Linked DNA regions of Mus musculus: regions 1 and 2 are each linked to region 3. Evidence: chromatin loops called from intact Hi-C (ENCODE). Cell type or tissue: gastrocnemius. All regions are shown on one strand. Region 1 has its middle 19 kb from the start of Tacc3. Region 2 overlaps Nsd2 (nuclear receptor binding SET domain protein 2). Region 3 has its middle 19 kb from the start of Nelfa.

Region 1 (8,000 bases), 280 kb after region 3:
CTTTTTGAAGAAAGACCCTAACCCTGCAGGCCTCCTTTTGTCTGCTCTGGAAAGCCCCCTATGTGATAAAAGGGCACTGTCCCCAGCCCTACATATACTAGTTTGGGTCATAGTGTCCCCACTACAGGGTGGGTAAGAAACAGGCCTGGGGCTGGAGAGATGGCTCAGTGGGTAAGAGCACCCGACTGCTCTTCCGAAGGTCCGGAGTTCAAATCCTAGCAACCACATGGTGGCTCACAACATATAAATAAATAAATAAATAAATAAATAAATAAATAAATAAATCTATCTTTAAAAAAAAAAAAGAATCAGGCCTGGTTTCCGCCATTGGTGTTTCATCTCTAGCACAGAGAGGGAAAGGTCCCTTAACAAAACGTACAGTGTAGGAAGACTCCAGGCCCAGCTCACGTAGGCCAGGGCAGCTAGTAAGACTGGTTCAATAGTAGATGGGCTGATGTGGCCTGGTGGATGGGCGCTGGAAGACACAACAGTCCCCTTCACATTGGGTCCCACTCTTCTGGGACTCTGGGTAACTCACTTAAGGGCTGGGTGTGAGAGTGCTGCCCATATGTTTATGATTTCTCAAGCCTCCAGAGTGAAGATCAAGTGCAAAAGGCTCTCTGACTTGGCCTTACCCAGTGCCGGGCTGCTCTGGCTGCCTGGCCTGCTACTGGACCAGTCAGTTAGTGACCTCTACATGTGGGAAGTAGAGATGGACTCTGGTCCAGAGGAACCTGTCACAGGTGTCAGGGCAGAGTATGAAGTAGGTGGACTCTATCTATCCAGGATGATGTGGGCTGACCTACAGATGGACAGTAAGTACTATCCCTACTTGTTTATTGGTTGGGCCCTGGCTAGTTGGGGCTGTTGTCCCCCTGCATGCTGTGAGGAGCTGGGTCTTGCTGGGTTCCCCAGGCAGCCTTTTCCTGATTGGGAGAAGGTCTCTCCTATGCTCCACTGTCGTTCTGGTCTTGAACACCCAGGGACCTAGGAGCCTGTGTTTGCTGGCACATGCGGAGAGCTATCTGTGTAGCTCAAGAGTGTGGGACTGATTCTTGTCTGGCGATGAGGTGTTGGGTGGGGTCAGAGGACACAATGAGACACTGGGGACATTAGTAGCCACAGAGGGAGACAAGAATTCACCCTTTTCTTTCTACCCTGGTCCTTGCAGCATGTCCTGTTAACATGTCCCAAAGGTGTCTGCTTTTCTCTTCTTTCTCAGCCTGGAAGAGAGGGGGTGCTCACAAGTGACACAGGAACAAAGGTCAAACATGTCAGGATACATAGAGGCTTGGGGTCCAGCCCTCATTTATGACGAGAACACTGGGTTTCTGGTGAGGGTCTATGCCTGGCCCTGGCTGATTCCAGCCCTGGACAAGGATTGACATTTTCTGATCTCTAGCCAGCCTTGCTGTCTGGACATTCACCCTGGAGCTTGAGGAGTGTGAGGAGACTTTCTGAAGACTCTAGACCCAGGTCCTCTAGGCCAGGGTAGTTAGTAAGACTTAGCACAATGGTAAATGGGCTGATATGTCTCTGGTGGACAGGAGCTGGAAGACTGGAAGACCCAACAGTCGTTGTCATTGAGTCCCCTCATTCCCCAACCTTATGTGACTGTGAGTAAGTTGTTCTAGGGCTGGGTGGGAGACGCTGTTGATATTGTGTGGAAGAATAGCCCCAAGGCTGGGCCAGATATCCCAGGCAGAGGGCTAGTCCTATCAGGCTTCAGACCCCACCTAAAACATATGCAGTGCTGGCCTCATGGGTTCAGCTCTGGAATTACCACAGTTAGGCTCAGAGAGTTTTCTCGGGGTGGGGGTGGGGTGGGGGGCTCCCACAACTTTTCTGTAATCCTGCTCCGCCCCAGCTCATCCCACTTAACTCAGAGGATCCCTGGATGCTGTCAGTCTCTGGGCCTTAGTAAACACTGGATAGAGGGTCTGGGGTTCTCAGCCCACACTGCAGTTCTTGCCAGAAAAAAACCCTCAGGCATAACCCCCATGACTCCCCACAAAACCCTCCAGGAGTGATATATCTTGGCGACCTAGAGGCCAGATGACAGAGCTGTCTTTATTACAGGGCTACCCAGCTCTGCACACAGGGAGCCCACAGGTGGCTTACTACACTGGGGGTGAGGGGTGGGGTCCTTTAATTTTTAGAAGGCCCATGGTGAATGCCACTCTTCACTAACAGCTCTTCTTGCTGTTTCACTTGCTGTGGTCTCCCGTGGATTTATCCCTCCTCTCATGGCTCTGGCTGTCTCTTGCCACCTCTTTTCATGAAGGTAGCTCCTTAGCCCCCGAGCTCAGCCCAGGAGGCTATTGATACCAGGAGAGTTTGAGGAGTGGGCAGAAGAGGTGGAAGGCTCCAAAGGTGTGGGGGACCCTACAGGTGGTCACAGCAAGAACATAACCTGCAAAGAGATGAGAATGAAAACTCAGTTCAGATTGACTTTGTCAACCTAGATCAGACTGGAAGAGTCTATGCCAGGCTGTTCATTGTCAGCATATGAAATGGAAACTTAAGGGCTCTTTGGAACGTTCTGTTGGATGGTGTTTTGCTGAGGCAAACACTTGAAGGAGTGTTTTCTTGAAGTGGACACAGGTGAAAGGCTAAGGCAGACTTGTGAAGGAATGTTTAGCTGAAGTAGACGGAGGCGAGAGGATATTCTGCTAAAGCAAGCACATGAAAGGACACGTGATGAAGGATTCTTTGGAATCACCACGCCTGGCTCCAAAGAAGCTTTCTAAACAGGTCCACTCCCCCCATATCCTTTCTTTTCCACTTCCTCTGGTGGGTGGTGGGCTAAAAGGGAGGTTAAAGTGTTTAAGAGCTATCATTAAAAGTAGATTTTGAAAAAATTAAAATTATTTAAAACACTGTATAGGGCTGGAGAGATGGCTCAGCGGTTAAGAACACTGACTGCTCTTCCAAAGGTCCTTGAGTTCAAATCCCAGAAACCACACGGTGGCTCACAACCATCCGTGATGAGATCTGACGCCCTCTTCTGGTGCATCTGAAGACAGCTACAGTGTACTTAAATATATTAAATAAATCTTTGGGCCAGAGAGAGTAGGGCCCGACCGGAGCAAGTGGGGCTGACCAGAGCAAGCAGAGGTCCTGAATTCAATTCCCAGCAACCACATGATGGCTCACAACCATCTGTACAGCTACAGTGTACTCATATACAGAAAATAAATAAATCTTAAAAAAAAAAACAGCAGGGCGTGGTGGCGCATGCCTTTAATCCCAGCACTTGGGAGGCAGAGGCAGGAGGATTTCTGAGTTCTAGGCCAGCCTGGTCTACAAAGTGAGTTCCAGGACAGCCAGAGCTAGACAGAGAGAAACCCTGTCTCGGAAAACCAAAAAAAAAAAAAGCACCACTCTATAATTCAGGGAAAAGTTTCCAGGCAACGATCACTCCCTCTAGGTGTTCAGGCAATAATCATTTCAAGTTAGGCGCACAGTAAAGCTTAAGGTGTGACTACTTAGAAACTCCTTTATAAAGTACAAGTGGGGGTTGGTGAGATGGCTCAGCAGGTAAGGGCACTGAGTTGTCCTGAGTTCAAATCCCAGCAACCACATGGTGGCTCACAACCATCCATAATGAGATGTGACACCCTCTTTTGGTGTGTTTGAAATCAGCTACAGTGAACTTATCTATAATAATAAATAAATCTTTTTTAAAAAACCAGGCGTGGTGCACCGCACGCCTTTAATCCCAGCACTTGGGAGGCAGAGACAGGCAGATTTCTGAGTTTGAGGCCAGCCTGGTCTACAGAGTGAGTTCCAGGACAGCCAGGGCTACACAGAGAAACCCTGTCTCAAACACCCCCCCCCAAATTACAAGTGATCATGAGGGTGGGTTCTATAGCTAAAAGGTCTAGAATCTAGAGTAGTCTCTACCCCAGCAGCTCAGAGGTCAGCAGTCCTGTAGGGTGGGTTCTGTTACCTGGGAGCTGGGCAGAGAGAGTCTGGAATAAACAGTCTGTAGAATTTGGATGATGTCTGTGTCTACAGTAAAAGGTGAGTGAGGTCTGCCACCACAGATAGCAAAAGGTTGCCAGGTCAGTAACAGAATCCACTCTCAGCTTTCTGGATGGGATACAGGCATTTTATTTTGTCTTCCCCAGTAAGAGGACATCCCTGTGTGATTAACATTTTTGGTTCTCCTGGATTTTGGTTGTCTGTACAAGGATCTTCCTATTCCCAACACAGAGGATTCGTAGGAAACAGGGATGTTGGCCTCCGCCAGGGGGCCACTTTTAGGAGTCTGGCCCTGCTGGGGCACATTGTGCTCACCTATCCCTTGCTGGCCTGAGTGGAAGAGACAAACTTTCGTGTGTCTTAGTATGTATAATTCATTCATCCACATATACTTGTGCTCTTTCAGTCTGGAGCTTGGTACCAGGTGTTATGGGAGTTCTGGCCTGCTCCCTCATGTATGGAGGGGCATAGGATAGCAAAGGGGCATTGCATAGATAACAGTGAGTGGGTGAGTTTAGGGGAACCTGGTGGTTCAGGGTATTGGGAGGCAGTATCCACATCTGCCTATCACTGAGTCTGAGTAAGGTTTTCTTTTGCTATGGACTCCTGTTCTACAGCAATGTAATGGTGACTGCTATAGTTGACTAGTTACTACCCTTAAGGGCCTGGAACCTCTTTGCTGTATGTAGCCTGGCATGTGGTTCCTCTTGACAGGAGGTGTGAGTTGGCAAGGGTATTTATGATCAGAGCTAGTTAGCTGGTCAGGGTCTGATGGGGGGGCCTGGAGGGTCTTCAGTGCCCCAAGGTATGTATGAATGAGACTAGATATAGCTTGGGAATGTAGGGCTGGCTTGATGAAGACATGAGGGGTCAGGCCTGTCCACGGGTGCCCCCTACAGGCTGCCTGATCTGATGGCTGATAAATGCAATGCTTGGAATCAATTCCTAGTGTTAGGGAACAGAGGCTACTGGAATAGTATCAGGACAGATAGGCCTGTCTCTACCCACAGAGGGCCATCATGGGGATTCCCTGGACTCCTTGGCCATAGCTCAATTCTGTGACCTATATTTGAGCACACCCCAGAAAGGCAGAGTCCATCTCAGATGTAGAGGTGGGTCTATATTCCCGGTGTGATCTTCTTTTTTGGGTGAACATCTTCTATGCCTGGCTTTTCTGAGGCCTTCTCCAGAGATACAAGAGACAAGATTCAGCCTATCTTAGCCGGAGAAGGATTCAGGAGAGGGAGTTTGGGGTTCAGGTTTGGGTGTTAAGGTCCTACTAATATAGACACCACTGAATGCCTTCCAGAGGCTGAGTTTCACCAGTCAGGACTCTTGAGGGGTCAAGGGTGTTTGGGGTTCATCTTGGGCTGGCTGCAACACCTGGTCCAGGAGGAGGCATTTCTGGAGGGAGCTGGGGGCTGTCAATGGGCAAGGCACCCTCTTCTGGGTGATAATGGTTGGCTTAGAGATCTACTTGGAGGGTCCACTTAGCCTACCCTAAAGGGTCTTGTCTGGCCCAAGAAGGCAGCTTGGGCCACACTAGTTCTTATGTGGTCTTGGAACCTCAGAGGTGAGTGGGCTTCCTCTGGTTGGGCTCAAGACCCCAGGAGCCACCAGCCTGTCAGTGGCCAGTGGTTAAAGGGTAGACTGTGGCTAGGCTGTGCCTCTGGTGGTGAGTTTATTACTAGACCTGTGAAAGTAACATCACCGTGGGCTGAGGAGGGGACTTAAACAGAAGAGCAATTTCCGAGTCTGTAGGTACAACCCATCCTGTGTATATGGGAAAGCAGTTTCCCTGACATGTACTACCCATAGTCATGGGGGTCAAAAGGAGATCTCAGCTCTCCTTTTTGGGGGTTAGGGTGCACTGGTTTGAGCCAAGTTCTCATTTTGTAGCCCTGATTACCCTGGAACTCACTATGTAGACCCAGCTGGCCTCAAACTCAGATTCACCTGCCTGCCTCCCAAGTGCTAGGTTTAAAGGTGTGTGTCACCATGCCAGCTAACTTTCCTCTTACCAGGCATTACTCTCAGGACCTCACAGACACTAATTACTAGGGTCTCACTTCCTCAGACTATCCTGTTGGGGACTTGGGCTTCAATGTTTAAATTTTTACAGCGATTCATTTAATCTTCAACAGTGAAGTTTAACACTGTGGTGCTGTGGGAAGGGCTTCTGTGATGCTTTACATCTGTGAGCTGTGATAACCCCTCTCCTTCCAGTTGCCTCAGGGCATTCCCTACTTTGCCCTGGCAGCAGGCCCACAAGCACCCACTGTGCAATGTCAAGGGACACAGGGCTACAGAAGTCTGGCCCTGCTGCTATGTGCCCAGCTAGGGTCATGTTTACTCATGGAGGACCAGTGCCAGGGCCCCCTTCAGCCCCCAGGATAAATGCCCATTCAGCCATACAAGGCTCCTTTGTCCTGGAGTGGCTCAGCCCAGGCTGCTGCTGGGCGGTCGGTGTCCTCAGCATGGCCCCAGGCCAGGCTGGCTACCCTAATGCATCCAGCTGCCCTTCAGGACTTTTCTCTGGACAGACTCTGGCTTGGCTGCGAGAGGCCTCAGTAAGGGATAGATAGGGCAGCTCTAGGAGGGACTGGTGAAGCCCGGCAGAGCCAGTGAGGAGGCCTAGTTATGGCCCTCTACCTCTCAAGGCCTCCATAACAGGGCCAAGTAACAGGAAACCCTTGCAACCATACTGCTGCCCTGCTTGTAGGTAGCTGGTTAGCTCTAAGGCATTAGGTCCTCCTGAACCCTGAAGCCCAGGTGAGAGAAGTGCTGCCATGCCCTGAATCTGCTTACTTTCCCACTGAGTGAGTGTTGTTTTTCTGAGCCTCAGCTCCCTTATGAGCCTGGCTGGCTGACTCTGCCATGCTCAGCAACTAAACCCGAGTGGATGTGTGCCTGCCCCATCTCCGTGTAGGGCCGTTGTGACATCATCCTATAAGAGACTAGTAGGGAGGTCCCATGGATCTCTAAGTGCATGTTAGTGAGTCTAGAAGATTTTGGCTGAGGAGAGAGGCCTAAGACTTGGGGATACCTGCCCAAAAGGCTGGTCAGGTTATCTGTCTCAGTAATGCCTGATCTAGCTCTATTGGCCTTCTGACTTAGCAAGTTACTATCTTCCAAATAGGTTTAACACAGGCCTCCTAAGAGGCCCAGGCTACTGGACTTGAGTCTGTTCTCCAAAGGCTCCCATTTACCTCTGATAGCTAACTCAGATTCTTAGCCTCAGTCCTACCCTGCACAGTACCATCCTTCATGCTTGTGGCTCATGAATGGCTTTAACTCCTGGTGCTAAGTAACTACCTAAGGACCTCCAGCCCCCAGTCTCCAGCTGCAGACTAGGCTCTGTGATCCTGGGCCTGGTTAAGGGGTGCTTACTTCTGGAATGGGAGATCTTAGCCTGGACCTCTTTGGGTAGGACCCATTCATTCCCTATTGAAATACTGCCTCAGGTTCAGCCATCGGTCTGGGCAGCTGTCCTCACATGCTGTGCTCTCGCCCCTACAGCAACACATGAGCTGTGCTGACTTTGTCCCACCTAGACGTGTAGATCTCCTCAGCCTTCTTGTTTCAGGGGGACTGACTAGGTCACAGCTGAATTTAGGACCAGCTTTGCAGAGCTCCTGTGCCTGTCCAGGATCCTCAACACAGTGTCCCCAGCCCCACTCTTGTACTACAGGAGACACACAGGGTAGCATACAATAGGGTCTTTGTTCTGAGGCACTAATCCTGATTGCAGTTTGACTTGAGACAGTCTACTTAACCTCAGTTTAATACACTGAGCATCTTATTAATAAGTGTCTGCTCTGGTGTGCACCATGGTCCACAGCTGCCTTTCATTATCTGCAGGGTGGTGGAAAGCTGGAAACCAGTGGCAACTGCAGCTGCAGTCTTGAGAGACAGCACTTCCTTCTCACAGAAGTCCATTTGGGCTCCTTGTTACATGGAGTGTCCACTCTAAACTGTTTGCCTTAGCAGCCACAGATGTAGATACCTCTACA
Region 2 (8,000 bases), 100 kb after region 3:
AATTCTGAACAAAAAAAAAATTCCATGAAATTAATTAAAAGAAAGATTACAATAAAGATGGCTTCATGACCCACACTATAAAGAGCCTTGGTTCCTTACAAAGGAAATGAGACACAGGCACCAGTGATATATTTTATAATAAAAAATAAAAGTACTTAAATACTTTACTCACTTATATATCATTATACTCTTAAATATTATAGAAATAAATTTTCAACATACTCAGTGCTAACACTATTACAGTCTTTATAAGTGAGCCATGTCAACACTTCAAAACAGTTTAAGAGAAAATGCTCACCCAGAGCTGAATACCAAGGACTAGGTCCAGCTTCCAGCAAAGGGAGGCCCAGTGAAACTCAGTTCCCACTTCCTACAGTTGCAACTTTTTATCCACTTTGAAGGAACATGGTGGCAACCAAGCTGCAAATGGCTGTGTTCCAACAGTAACTGTTACATCTAAAAACTAGACTGTGCTCAACCAGTATACTAAGAAAGAGGATTCTGCAGAGGGACATTCATCAAATTTGGAAATCCTGTGGCATGACAAAGGACTCAGAACCCATCACAATACTTACCTCATCTCTGTGTTTTTGACAAAAGACTAAAAACTGGGCTGCTGAGTCTCCCTTCCTGCTCCGAGGAGCAGAGCCTGTGGACTTTTTCCTCCCAGCAGGAGAGCCTACTCCTCGCTTAGGTTCAGCCTCTGCCATCTTTGGAGGTGTACTCTTGTCTGTGCCAGGATCACCTTCTTGGTTCTCAGCAGAACTAGACCTTTTGGTTCTTCGCCTTCTCTTCGTGGGAATATCCTCTTCTCTCACAGACCCAGGGTCTACAGCAGCCTCTTCACTGGCCCCTGAAGAGTCCACCATTTCTCCCAAAGGTTCTGTAACAATGCCAGCCTCCTTAGCTACTTGAGGGTTGAGGTGCAATTGGTCCCCCACATAAAGGAAGGTAAATTTGGCTTTCCGCTCCTCTATTGACATGCTGGCAGCTTCCTCAGCTTGGACAATGCCCATTTCCCACTGGGCTCTCAATCTCCCCGAAATAGGTTTCAACAACTGGAAAAAAATAAATTATAAATTTTATTGCATAATATAAAAGATGACTCAATTAAAAACACTTTCACATTATAAGGAAAGTCTATAAAAAACCAATTAAAATTTAGATATAACTCAGCTGACAACTATTGTTTCTTTAAACTAGCAATCAACTCTAATAGCTTTAACTAATCGTTTCTATGTCTAAAAGGAAATAAAATCAGAAAATAAATTATTCCTGTGAGTCATCAAATGAGTAAAAGGAAAATCACATACTTGAGTAAAAATAAATGACAAATGTAGGCTGGGCATGTTGGCTCACATTTTTAATTCCAGGGCTAGAGAGGCAGAGGCAGGTGGATCTTAATGCATTCAAGGCCAGCCAGGACTACATAAGACTCTATCTCAAAAAAAAAAAAAAAAAAAAAAAAGGCAAATGACCAACATAAGAAATCACTTAAAGCAACTATAAGGTCACACTAAAGGAGCATCTATCACCTTGATTTTCTCAGCTTTCGTGGGTGCCTGCTTGGCACTTTCTTGGCATAATTTTTCAAATTGTTCTTCTCCTTCAAAAGCAACAAGGCTCTTCTCAAATATCCAAGCTCTTTCTGGGGCATCACCAAAGAACTGTACATGATACTGGCGTGCACTTTTTTTCTGACCTAATTTTGAAAATAAAAAACATGAACATTAGAATTAGAACTTGGGATGAAACTGGGCAAATCTACTACTGCTTTGAAATTATTTCACTTGGTGTTGTTTGTGCTTATTAATCTCAACATGATTTCTACCTTTTTATCCTCAATACACTCCATGCACAAGAAGAAAATCCACTAATCAGAGATACAGAGACAGTACAAAGGAGACTGGGGGATAAAGACACTAAATAAAAGACACTTCCTCTTCCCTCATTCAGTATCTTCTTAGAGATTTTAGACAAGACAAGACTTCAGCAGAAGGGCACTTCCACCAATGCCAAGAGCAGCAGTGAAAGAGCAGTACTGGGCTGGACTCAGTAACCCATCCCATTATTGACTTGGCCAACCACTTCCAGGGGATCTGATGCCCTCTTCTGGCTACCATGGGCACAGTACTTAAATAAGAGCATTCAACCTCAAAGCGTCCCTAAGACCACAACAAACCCCTCAGATATTCCTTACTGTCACTCGTAGCTGCAGGAAGAAGCAACATCTCTCAATGTAGCCAGAGGAATGAGTAAAGAGACTACTAACCCCTAAAACTTCAGATTTTGCTGAGAGTGAAGTAGAGATAGAAACAGGTAAGCCAGTCAAAAGGTCAGATTTCAATAACAAGAGGAAAAGAGACCTTTAGCCTTTATCCTAAAGGAAATAAAACTTCCTGGATAGCTAGAACACCAAAAAGAAAAACCTCTTCATTGCATCTTTAAAGATGCCGCCAGTAAAGTGACTGATGGTGAGTCCTATCCTCTAAAGCAAAGGTGGTAAGGTACCAAAAGTTTTATGTTTGTGGCTATAGTAGCTCTGAATACTATGCTCACATATAAAGCTAACACAAGGACCCAGGACCCAAGACCAGGAAGCTTCCCACAAAAATCAATCAAAAAATAGTGTTCTAGACAGGCTCTCAGGGTAATAAACTTAAAAGTGCAAAGTAAAGACACTGAACAGAGAAATATCCTGTTTGCTAGGAAAAAGAGAGGTATTAATGTTTTCTTATTTTTAGTTATTTTAATATTTTTATTTTATTTTGAGACAGGGTTTGTGTGTGTCGCCCTGACTGTTCTGGAACCTGCTTTGTAAACCAGGCTAGCTTAAACTCAGAGATCCACCTACCTTTGCTTTGAGAATACTAGGATTAAGGGAGTATGCCACCATGCCCTGCTAAGTTTTATTTTTACTATATAATGTATATAGTTATTCTGCCTGTACATATGTCTGGATTCAGTTCCCATCACTCACATGGCAGCTCACAACCACCTGTAACTCCAGTTTCAGGGGATCCAATGCCCTCTTCTGGCCTCCAGAGGTATTGCACACACAGTGCACCTAAACACATTCAGACATTCATACATACAAAATAAATAAATAAAAATAAATAAATGTATGTATATGCACACACACATATAATGAATGAATGAATGAATGAATGAATGAATGAATGAATGAATGAATGAAATGTAAGGCCAGAGAGATGGCTCGGTGCTCGCTGTTCTTGCAGAGGACTCATCTGATCAGTCCACAGAACCCACATAGTAACTGACACTGTCCGTAACTCTAGATTCAAGGGATGGAGTGCCTTCTTTTGGCCTTCTTTATCACTAGATACACACACAATACCCATACAATGCACATACATATGCACAGGCAAACACTCATACAAAATAACAATAACTTTTTCTAAAGGTGTAGTAATGGCTAGGAAATGGCTCAGTGGTTGAGAGCACTTCTTGTTCTTAAAAAGGATTAAGTTCACTGATCAGCACCCTCATCCGTTAACTGACCAGTGCCTGTAACTCCAGTTGGAAATCTAGAGCACGCACACATAGCACATACTTGTACAGACATACACACATAAATAAAAATAAATCTTTAAAAAAAGGTTTAAGATAAGAAATCTAGAAAAAATATTAATATGAGCAGTATTTACTCCTGAAGAAACCTGTAGCATCACTCTAAGAGGTCCCATACCCAGACAACAGACTTTGCAGAGACGAACAGAGAAAAGAATTTACTCAGGCAAGCCTGGTGCTGCTCTTAGGGAGGCAGAGACAGGCTGTTCTCTGTTAGTTTGATACCAAATCTGGTTTATACAGCGAGTTCTGTCAGCCAGAGCTACATGAGACACATTGTCTCAAAAACAAACAGAAATCTGTATCTTAATAAATCAGGTACTGACACAAAACATACCTATAACTGCACATATATATATTATATACATACACAAAGTCTACAGAAAATATCTTAAGTAGTAAGTAAAACAACAGCAAATGAAACTAGACAAAAATACTTAGACTTAAAAGCAATTACCTCTCAGTTGGAGAGAGGGAAGGCAGGAATTAACTTTTCACTGTCGATTTTTCATTAGATTTTTTAAGACTACTTTTTAATCTCTTGTTGATGGTGTTATGTTTTGTTTTGAAACAAGGTCAAACTATGTAGAACTGACTGGCCTTGAACTCATAGAGATTCATTTGTCTCTGCCTCCCAGTTCTGGAATTAAAGGAGTATGCCATCACATTCAAGTACCTTTTCGGTTTTTTTGTTGATACATATATACACAAACATATACATACACATATACATACATGCACGTGTGTGTTTTACGGTGCTAGGGATCAAATCCAGAGTCTTAAACATATTAGGCAAATATTTATCACTCAGTACAATTTAATTTGTTTAGAAATATGAAAGCTTGAAAATACCTCAAGATTCAAGAACAGTGATATAGCTACTGTTAAAATGTCTACACTCTCTAAGACAGCCCAGAGCTCTGACACCACTTCCTGGGAGTGCGATATGTCAGGGTTAGGAGGCAGCTGCACCCAACTGTCACCTCATCTGAACCCCTGCTGTGAAGATATTGCTCAGAGCCTCAAGTCTATACAGAGAGGAAGCAATACGTTGAAGCAACATGGGCCACCTGCAGAGAATGCTGACATCCTCCACAAAGGAGAGCCAGGGAGATGGCTGAAACCACTGGCCCCCTTGCAGAGGACCTGGGTTTAGCTTCCAGCACCCACACATGGCGGCTCACAACTGCCTGTAACGCTAGTTCCAGAAGATCTGAAGCTCTCTTCTGGCCTCTGCAGGCACCAGGCATGCATACATATATAGCCATGAAGATAAAACACTCAAACACATAAAGACAAAATAAATCTTACCAAAAAGATCTATGCTCCTATAAATAACCCTTTATGAACTCAGAGATCATCGGTGTCTGCTTCTTATAACCTATCCTCTTATAAGCAATGCTAATTTAATTAATTGGTCTTGCTTTCCTCAAAAAACAAAAGACATTAAATCAGGAGGACCAGATGGGAAGAAGGGGTAAGATGGAGACAAAATAGAGTAATAGGGAGTGAATATCATCAAAATATATACTTATATATAAAAATGTCATAATGAAGCCCATTGTGTGTAATAGTTACTTTTAAGCTAATAAACTTTCTTTTAAAAAGATTTATTTATTTATTATATGTAAGTACACTGTAGCTGTCTTCAGACACTCCAAAAGAGGGAGTCAGATCTTGTTACAGATGGTTGTGAGCCACTATGTGGTTGCTGGGATTTGAACTCCAGACCTTCGGAAGAGCAGTCGGGTGCTCTTACCCACTGAGCCATCTCACCAGCCCGCTAATAAACTTTTTAAAAGAACAAAAGGACTATCACACAGTTTGGGTTTGCCAACACTTTAATTTTAGTAATGAAAATTAGCATAGGTATGTATCATAATGAAGAAAACTATTTTTTGAAGATTTATTTGTCTATTTTGTATATATGAGTACAGTCACTCTCTTCAGACACACTAGAAGAGGGCATCATCTCTCATTACAGATGGTCGTGAGCCACCATGTGGTTTCTGGGATTTGAACTCAGGACCTCTGGAAGAGCAGTCAGTGCCTTTAATTGCTGGAGAGTGCCATCTCCTCAGCCCTGAAAATCTTTTATAGTATATAAAATTAATATTTTTTTTGTTGTTTGTTTTTTCAAAACAGGGTTTCTTTATGTAGCCTTAGCTGCCTTGTAACTCTGTAGACTAAGCTGGACTCAAACCAAGAGATCTGCCTATCTCTGTCTTCCAAGGGCTAAAATTAAAGTATCTGAATTAATATTGATTTAAATGTTTTAAAATAGTTACTGTCAGGGTGGAGAGATGGCTCAACAGCTAAGAGGACTTGCTGTTCTTCCAGAGGGCCCAAGTTCTATCCCCAGCACTTATATATACTGTGACTTATAACCCCCTGTAACTCCAATTCAGGGGGACCTGATTTCCATGGGAAACTACACTCACATGCACATACATATACATAAAAGTTTGTTTTTTGGTTTTTGTCTAAAGGAAGAAAAAACTTAATGCCTATCAAGTGTGATAAACAACTTTAATCTCAGTATTCAGGAGGCAAATTCAGGTGGACCTCTGCAAGTCTGAGGTCAGTCTGGTCAACAGGGAGAAATCCAGACCAGGAGAGATCCAAACCAGTCAGGGCTATAGTAAAACCTTGTCTCAAAAAATAAAAAGTTAATGACAGAAAAGATAATCCTGATACATCTGTTGACAAAACAGATTACTATAGCTTGGCCCAAAGTTTATAAAATAACGTTTCTTTTTTAAGATTTATTTATAAATTTTATGTGTTTGGGTGCTTTGTCTACATATATACACACCAGAAGGCATCAGATCCCTAGAAACTACAGTTAAGACTGTATAGTTATATACAGTTATATATAGTTAGCCATGTAGATGCCAGGAACTGAACTGAGGACCTCTAGAAGAACAAGTGCTCTTAACTGCTGAGCCATCTCTTGAGCTCCTATTTTTCTTGAAACAAGGTCTCACTATGTAGTCTCAACCAGCCTGAAACTTGCTATGCAGACCAGGCTGGTCTCAACTCAGAGATCTGTCCCTGCCTCTTTACCCTGCCCAAGTACTCTTTCTTTTAGACAGGAGCTTACTATGTAGCTTAGGCTGAACTCAACTTGCAATCCGTTTTTATATAACACCTCCTCAGTACCAAGATTACAGGCATAAATCACCACACTTGGCTTGAATATAATATTTCTGAAGTTCTTTCCTACTTAAAAATTTGTCAGCAGAAGTCTAGAGAAAAAGCTCAACATTTAAGAACACCTGAGTGCTCTTCCAGAGGTCCAGCAACTACACAGTAGCTCACAAGAATCTATAATGGGATCTGAACCCCTCTTCTGATATGCATGAAGACAGAGCACTCAGACATAAAATTCATGAGTAAATCTTTTTAAATTGTCAAAATAACAATTTTCTTTCTTTCTTCTCCTTTCTTTTCTTTTCTTCTTGAGATAGTCTCTATATAGCCCTGGCTGTCCTAGAACTCCCTAATGTAAACCAAGACCAGGCTGGCCTCAAACTCACAGAGATCTGCCTGTCTCTGCTGGAGGCACCACCACATGCCCAGGTTTCTTTTCTCTTTTATGAGGATATTTAACCTATAAGAATTTTATTTGGTGGGAGGGGGGTTAAAATAATAATAATAATTTTATTTGGAAGGTGACAAGATCACTCAGCAGTTAAGAGTGCTTGCTGTTCTTCCAGGGAACATGATTTCAATTCCCAGGACCCACATGGTGCTTACAATTACCCATAAGGGGATCTCAAGCCTCTGGCCTCCTAGGATATTACACTTATGTGCACATAGACAGACAGACAGACAAGCACGCGCACGCACGCGCGCGCGCACACACACAAACACACACACACACACACACACACACACACACACACACACAGAGGCATACACATATATTAAAGATAATAAAAGTAGCTGGGTGGTGGCAGTCTATGTACTTGGAAGGCAGAGGCAGGAGAAATCTATTGAGTTTGAGATTCTCCTGGCCCTTTGAGCTAGAGAGAGGTTTGCCCAGAGGTTTGCTCTAGATTCTGTGGAGCCTACTGAGTTTACAGTAGTCATTTACATACAGAGTTGAGATCTCACAAGACTACCTCAGAGCTAAGTCTGGGAAAGAAGAAAAACATTAAATGCAAGCAATGCCAGTTATGTATAGAAACAAGAATAAGGCACAAAGAAAGTCACATGGACAAAAGACCACAGAGCTCCAGAGACAAAAGATAGGCATCAGCATGCTTAAGGACACCAAAGCCCCAAACTAGGTAAAGTGGCAGCTGGAAAAAAATACAAGTAAAAGATGGCAGATACAGTATTTCAGTAGAGAAAAATACATAAAATTTTTACATTTATTTGTTTATTTATTCTGTGTGTGTATG
Region 3 (8,000 bases):
TCAGGGACCATTCGACTTTTGTCAGCGGGCTCTGGCACAGCTGTATGTGAGTGGGTACAATAAAGAAATTGCCAACAACTACTCCATGATATGATTAAAGATTTTTATTGTAGTCATGAGAGAGAGGACAGCCAGAGACATCTGGAAGAATCCAGAGCAGAGGGAGTAAGAAGTAGACTGAATATGGCCAGCAGATTAGACATGGCCGGGGGCAAAGGAAGTGGGGAAGTGGAAGAGAATGCTGGAGATTGTAGGATAGCAAGAGACAGAGAACAGAGCATACTGTGAGAGTAAGATAAAGAGAGTAAGTGGGGGGGGGGAGAGAGAGAGAAAGAGAGAGAAGGGAGAATAGTATAGGGGGGGTAAAACCCTTGCTATTATAACGAGAACAAACAGGTATCTAGGAAGAGGGAATCCTGGGGAGGTGAGAAGGCTAGGATTCTGTCTCAGCTTTGAAGTATAAAACAACTTCTTGTATACTGAAGAAGCCTAGAGCCAGCATGGGCTTTGATATGCAATCACAGGTAGCCATTTGTCCCTTTTGCAAGAGATAAGGGATATTACTCTTTTTTTTGAAGTGGAAATTTCTGATTTCTTTGGTAAGTCAGTTATGTCAAAGAACATTTTGATGAAGCAGATACAGGTGAAAGGATGTTTTTCTAAGGCATGTGAAAAAGACTCCTGATGAAGGATTCCTTGCTAATGACACACATGTATTAGTTCGCCTTACATTGCATTGCTGAGCTCTGTTTGTTGTGACTCCATAGAGAGAAATGCACCAAAAACCTTCTGGTGGTGCTCTGGTGGCTTTTTGCCACTTCCTCGTACTGGAGACAATTGACAAAGGAATGTCAGCTGATACAGACTCGTGTGGTGTTTTGCTAAGACAGACCCATGGGAGGGCACATGATGTTTGGAGTGAATATAATTAGGACTTAATGGGCAGTGACGGGAAGCTTGCATAGTTAGCTTTGCAACACTTCACTCTTTGGCTTTGCTGATCTTCAATTCGTTGAGAGGCACAGAAAAGAACATCCCCTGGTGCCCCTGCTGGTCCTGGTCACTCCTGCTGACTTGTGCTGATTTGGCTGAGGCCTGGCTGTTTCTGCTAAGTCCTGCCACCACTGCTGATTCATATTTGTTGCCCAGACAGTATTGGACTGCTGGTGTATGTGTGAAGTGTTTGCTAGTGGATTGAGTTGCTGCAGTTGATTTCTGTGACCTGAACTGCTGATTTTCTGACAATGCAGATTGGATTTGCTCCAAAGAATGTTTTCCAAGCAGGTCCACTCCCCCTGTATCCTAATAACTTTTCTTTTCCACCACTTCCAGTGGGTGGTGGGATAGATGGGAGGTTAAAGCATTTAAGAACCATTATAAAAAGTAGGGTTTGAAATATCTAAGTCTACACTTTTTCAGCAGGTGGGAACCAACTTCACAAGTTCTTGAGTAATGTTGGCTCTTATCTAACTCTGCAGTCTACCTTGAGCTCATTTCTGGACATCTGGACTGCCTACAAGACCTAAAACCTGGTAGATTCAGCACTTTAAAAAACAGCAGCTGAGCCACCTGGAAAGGACAGGTTCCAACCTGTTAGATGTCTAATGACTTGTCCTGTGCTCCAGATTTCCAGCTTTATGAGCTGTCACCCATGCTGGAATGGGCTTGGGTGATGCAGTCACTTTTGAGTCATTTTGTTCCTATAAATAACCCCTCACCCATATTCCTCTAAGTAATCCCAACACACTAATTGGTTCACCAGGATGGACTTTGGTGGTACCCACACTTTGGTCTGCCATTGGTTCCTTATCTGGGGTGAGTAGATTTGTTTAAAGTTTGCTCATTCTTTCTAGGGAATAGTGTCACACAGCACATCTGGTGCGGACCTCAGGCTTTCCCATTAACACACTCCCACACAAATCTGACAAGAGTCTGATGTAGAGTATACTGCACATATTAAATGCCCCTCACCTTCACCCTGGAAACCCTCACCACACCTCACTGTAGAAAGTATGCATTCCCATGGTTTGGATATGAAACCTTACCGTGCTGCTTTTTCATCCTATGAGTTGGTAGAAGAACCTTCATTTCTTTTCTACTGGGGTGAAGTATTAGAAATAGATCTGGTATGATGGTTTGAATAGCAATGCCCCCCATAGGCCCATATATTTGAATGTTTGGTTATTAGGAAATGGCACGATTTGACAGGGATTAGGCGGTGTGGCCTTGTTAGAGTAGATATGACTTTGTTGGAGGAAGTGTGTCACTGGGGTTTCAAGTGTTCATGCCAGAGTCTCCCTCTTCCTGATGTCTGTGGACCCAGATATAGAACTCTCAATTACTGCGTCAGCCTACATGCTACCATGCTCCTCTCCATGTGTCAGCCTTGGGAACACAGTAATACTCATCTTTCTGTCAGATAGTTTTGTGTCGATTAAATGGACTCAACCTCTGAAACTGTAAGCCAGCCCCAAGAGTTGCTATGGTCATGGTGTCTCTTCACAGCAATAGTGCACTGACTAAGCATCTGGGATCTGAAGATCCAATGTAGATGTTAGACCTGGTTCTACCTCCCAGCCCCATGCTCCCAGAAATAACATTCACACTCAAAATATATTCACAAATACCTTAACCATGCAGCTAGGCTCTTCTCTGACTAGATACAACTTAAAATATCCCATTTATTCTAGCCTACATTCTGCCTCGTGGCTGGTACCTGTGCTCAGGTACCATGTGTCCTTCTCACCACATCTCCCTACCCTTCCACCCCCGAGCCTGGCTCTCTCCCAGAATCCTTTCTGCCTCCTGAATGTCCCACTTTAATTCCCTACCTAAGCCATAGGCCATAGGCTTTTTAATTGACAGGAGATGCATTCATACAGTATAGAAGATATTCTTTCTATAATCCAAAGTATTTCAGCAAAGTGTCTTACAGCAGTGCATAGCTGTGCATAATCAGGCGAGTGAGTAGGCTTAGGGTTTTTTCACTCCTAATGCAGAGCGGTACCGCTCCCCACTGAGTGGCCAGAGTTTAGTCTCACTTTTTTTTTTTTAATAAAGACATCATTTTACAAATATTTTTATCTTACACATATGTGTGTGTTTTCTGCTTGTATGTCTGGGCACCATGTGTACCTAGTGCTCAGAATGTCGGTTCTCTTAAAAGTGGAGTTACAGATGTTTATGAGTCACGGTGTTGGATGATGGGATTCTGACTCAGGCCCTCTGGAAGTCTCATCTCTCCAGCCCCTGGCCTTACATTCCTAAGTGACTGGCTGAGGTTGATTGATGTAGTTAATTAATGTGACGCAGCCCTGAGCAATGTGCACCCCTGAGCACATACTGTGACCTTAGACAAATGCTGACTGCGGAGGGCTCTATGTCAGAAGGCAGCTTCACAGACTCCAAAGAGGGACCTTTCTGTGTCTGTGAACTTTTTATTGGTTTGTTTGAGACAGGGTCTCTCTACATAGCCCTGGCTGGCCTTTAATGTCCAGAGCTCCTCTGCCTCCTAGGTGCTGAGATTCAAACTGTGCTCCAGGTTGGCCAGCATTCACTTTTAATGGCCTTCAGTATTACTAATAGAGCTGTGCTAGTCTGTATGACATGGGGTTTAGGCTTTCCTAGGTAAATAACTTGGAAGCAGATGCCTGAGTGGTGGGTAATGTCCCACACTAATCTTTCTCAATGAGGTTATGGCCTACTCAAGTCACTAGCAGTGTCTGCCAGCTGTGGTCCCTTTGCAGTCTACTTGGCTTACAATATGATCAGAGTCTTTAATCCAAGCCATTCCAGGCAGCACAGTGGCACTGCAACATCTTACAGATTGCTGCTACTCATGAATTGCACAGTGAATACTATATATTCTAATTTTTAATTCATGTGGGGCTAAAGTGGCACACAAATTAATCCTAGTACTCAGGAGGCAGAAGCAGGTGGATCTCCAAGTTTGAAGCCAGCCTGGTCTACAGAGCTTCCAGGACAGCCAGAGCTACACAGAGAAACCCTGACTTAAAACAAAAGCAAAACAAAACAAAATGTGTTCATGTATGTGGAGGGAGAAGAGCAGGCACACTCCATTGCCTGCAGTGGCAGCTCAGAGGACAACAGTGAGATCAGCTCTTCCCTTTCTGCCACGTAGGTTCTGGAGACTGGACTCAGGATGGCAGGTTTAGCACTGATTGTGGGGGTTCGTTTTGTGGAATGTGTATTCAGAAACTGAGTTCTGTGCCCCTGCCCAGTCTATAGCCTGATGGTGGAGCACTGTATTAATCAATGTATGGTAAAGATTGCTCCCCAATAATCTCTGACTGGTTAATAAAGGGCTATACCTATGGCTGGTGTCATAGTTAGGGTTTCCATTGCTGTGAAGAGACCCTGTAACCAAAGCAACTCTTATAAAGGACAACATTTAATTGGGGCTGGCTTACAGGTTCAGAGGTTCAGTCCATTATCATCAAGGCAGGAGCACAGCAATGTCCGGGCAAAAGTGGGGCTGGAGGAGCTGAAAGTTCTACATTTTGTCCCGAAGGCAAACAGAAGACTTGTTGTGGTAATTTCTTACCCCAATAAGCCCATATCAAAAACACACAACTCAGTAATTATTTTTATAAGTTGTATGTCTAGATTGGGCAGATCTATCACTGTGCTAATCTATTCCCCAGCTATGAGACTCCTTGCTATTTGTGGCTTCTCCAGGACATGTCCTTCCACCTACCTCTTCCTCCTCTGTCCTTCCTCTTTTGTTCTTCACTCTTCCCCCTCTCTCTAAAACCTCCAGCCCCACCTTTTCCTTCTGTGGAGAGCTGCGATAACATTCGCCGCCACAAGATGGCACCAGATTCCGCTGTGCCAGCTTGGCCTTTGTCAGTGAACAAGCTGTGTGCACATGTGCAAGAGTGTTCACGCCAAGTCAGAGCCCACCCCGGGGTGTGTCAATGAGACCGTGGGTAAGCGACCAGTCAGGCATGGACATGCCACGCTAGGGGGTATATAAGCAGCGCCTTTCTAGGGCTCGGGGTCTACCTCATCAATATGCAATAAAGATTTGCTGCAGAAGAATCCTGGTGTTCCGTGCGCGTTCTTGCTGGCGAGGTGGTAGTGCAGGACATTTGGCGCCGAAAACCCGGAAAAAACGTATCATCATCACTGGCGCCGAGGGGACGACACCCCCCCCGCCCCCCCCCCCCCCCCCGCTCTCGGGGAAGGATTCAGAACTGCAGGACGAAGGTAAGCTCTGAGAGGAATGTTTGGCCTTGATTTCTCTCATCTCTCTCCTCAATTGGAAGGTGCGGTGGAAGCCTTTGTTCTCCTTTTGGTTTCATTTTGCACTCACTGGGGGTGGTGCTGATTTTCGACCGCCTCTAGGTACAGTCAGATGGACGTACATAAGCTGAGGTGTCTCTCCTATATTTAAGCCTCTCCTGTAGATAAAGGAGCAGTATGGGAACCTCACATTCAGTGATCACAGCACTGCAGTCTATCTTAAAGCAGCGTGAAATTAAAGTCTCCGTGAAAACCTTGGAATCCTTTGTTAAGGAGATAGATCGCATAGCACCTTGGTATGCATGCTCTAGATCATTAACCCTCGATTCATGGGAGAAGTTGAGGGGAGATTTGGCTAGAGAGCAACAGAATGGGAAACTGAAAGCAGGAACTATGCCGCTTTGGAAACTTATTAAATCATGCTTGGAAGATGAGAAGTGCCGCCCAGCGGTAAAGGCAGGACAGGGAGTGCTGGAGGAGGTTAAGGACATCACAGCAGAAACAGAGCGGGGTAAAAGATTAAGAGCTCAAAGAAAAAAGGGTATACCTAAAAAAAAAAAAAAAAAAAAAAAAAAAAAAAAAAAAAAAAAGGACCTTGGATCCGAGAAAGTGAGAGAATGGGGAAAGGACGCCCAGGGAGAGAAGAGAGAAGAGAGGAAAAAGAGGCCCCCAAAAAAGAAGAGTATCCAGTAAAAGAACTTGAGGCTCTGGGACTCGATAGCTCAGATTCAGATACTGGGCTCAGTCCCTCAGAAGAGGAAGAATTAGAGGAGGAGGCAGCTCGCTATGAGAAGGAGAGGTACCATCCAGATGAAAGTACAGTGAGAGGGTTCTTAAATAGACTCGCTCCTTGGTTTGCCCCCACTGGGTCACTGACACTACCTAGTTGGGAAAAGTTAAGGAGAAAGATTTTTAAAAAAAGAAAGAAAAAAGAAAATAAGCTATTTCAGAGCTCTCCTAGGGACAGAAGGAAAACGGGAGACGTCCTGCTTCCTCTCTGGCTCCTATGGAGATATTCTTAGCTCTGGTTAGGATATCTGGGTCCCTTTGAGACACCAAGTTATATTCCCTGTCTGTCTATTATCTGTTTTTGGTGCACCAAATTGTCCATATGTCTGTCAATTCATGTTTGTTTTTGTTTTGTTGTTTGAATGATTGTTGTTCTGTGTTTCATGTTGAAAAATATAATTGGTTAAAACTTTATCTGCTGGCTGTCCATCCTTTAACTTGTTTAAAAGGCAGTCTCAATTTACACAGCAGAAAGTGATATAAGCACTGTGGCTGGGAGTCAGGTACAGCTGAAAAAGCCCTGCTGAGGGCCGATTGCAAATGGAGCTTTTAAAGGGGCAGGCAGCCTTTTGCTTGTAACAGAAAGTTAGCTTAAAATTGGGAACTCAGGGTTGGAGTCATTCTAAACAACATGAACAAACACAAGAAAACAGGTCATGTGCATAAGCAGTGTACAAAGGATGGAAAGAATAGGTTTAAAAAAGAAATTACCAGGTATTTGCTCAAAATGTGGGAAAAGAAGACATTGGGTAAATGAATGCAGATCAACCAGAGTTGTAACAGGAAGGCCAATACCTCAGTTCAAAGTGCAACAGCCAAAAAACCCAAATGTATGGGGCACTTCAGACCACAGTGTCCATGAGGCCACCCAAAGACCAAGGAGAGCCACTCTAGGTTCAGCAGGATTGGACATCTGTGCCAACTCCAGAGTAATTCTTACACCACAAATGGGGTGCCAACCTATTCCCTCAGATTTTAGAGGTCCCTTACCAAAGGATACAGTGGGCCTACTAGTAGTTGGGTAGGTCCTCTTCTGCTTTGAAAGGATTGGTAATACATCCCAGAGTTATAGACTCAGATTATGAGGGACAAGTTAAAATTATGTGTTCTGCACCCCGAGGTATTGTGGCCATTTCTCCTAGAGATCGCATTGCTCAATTGTTGGTTCTTCCTAGCTTGCATAAGAAGGAAGGACAGGGCTTTTTCAACTTTATACTGACTAATGATTACTCTCAGAAAAGCAAGGAAATGATAAAAGGAATGGGATATATACCTGGACTAGGTCTTAGAAACAATTTACAAGGTAGAGTTTCTCCAGTTAAAGCCACAGAAAAAGCAGATAGAAAAGGGCTGAGTTTTTTCTAGGGGCCACTGAGGAGCCTTTGCCCATTCCGTGGCGTGCCTCAGTGACCTTTACCCTCTGAGAAGTTAAAAGCAGCTAAAGAATTAGTACAAGAACAATTAGACCTGGGACATGTGGAACCCACGCAATCACCCTGGAATACCTCTATTTTTGTTGTAAAAAAGAAGTCAGGTAAATGGAGATTGTTACATGACCTAAGAGCCATTAATGCACAAATGCAAGTTATGGGTCCTGTACAAAGAGGACTCCCCCTACTCTCAGCTCTACCTAAGGATTGGAGAATTATAGTGGTGGATATTGAGGATTGTTTCTTTTCCATTCCATTAAGTGGGAAAGATGAACCTAGATTTGCATTTACCTTGCCTTCTATTAATCATACGGAGCCTGATGAAGGGTATCAATGGTGGGTATTGCCCCAGGGAATGGTGGGTGGCCCTGCAATATGTCAGTTATATGTGGGAAAGGCTTTGCAGCCAGTTAGAGATGGTTTCTCCTCTTTAAAGGTATGTCACTATATGAATGATACTGTAATTTGTGGACCTAAAGAAGAAAGTATACAGCAAGCTTATGGCTTGCTTAATGA

Evidence for each region. Peaks named below come from ENCODE experiments on the same cell type or tissue, not always from the same donor. Only the 100,000 strongest peaks of a DNase experiment are listed, where the experiment ranks them.
Region 1: it touches region 3 in a loop (8-fold over the local background); 12 of 42 quality-filtered maps call a loop at or near these places.
Region 2: it touches region 3 in a loop (2.3-fold over the local background); 7 of 42 quality-filtered maps call a loop at or near these places.

Annotation. Positions count from the first base shown.
Region 1 is chr5:33,673,033-33,681,032 of GRCm38, reverse strand. No RefSeq gene overlaps it. Among named protein-coding and RNA genes, the nearest start is that of Tacc3, 19 kb to the right of the region's middle. In gastrocnemius, CTCF peaks have their summits at 3,021 (motif pointing left) and 4,884 (motif pointing left); DNase peaks (open chromatin) are centred at 4,882 and 6,377.
Region 2 is chr5:33,848,312-33,856,311 of GRCm38, reverse strand. Nsd2 (nuclear receptor binding SET domain protein 2) reads right to left here. Exons shown (of 21, transcript NM_175231.2): 3 at 1,536-1,702; 4 at 576-1,058. Among named protein-coding and RNA genes, the nearest start is that of Nsd2, 9.2 kb to the right of the region's middle. In gastrocnemius, CTCF peaks have their summits at 2,102 (motif pointing left) and 3,049 (motif pointing left); DNase peaks (open chromatin) are centred at 2,075 and 3,038.
Region 3 is chr5:33,951,368-33,959,367 of GRCm38, reverse strand. No RefSeq gene overlaps it. Among named protein-coding and RNA genes, the nearest start is that of Nelfa, 19 kb to the right of the region's middle. In gastrocnemius, no CTCF peak of the experiment used is centred here; a DNase peak (open chromatin) is centred at 4,875; H3K4me3 peaks cover 1,026 bases.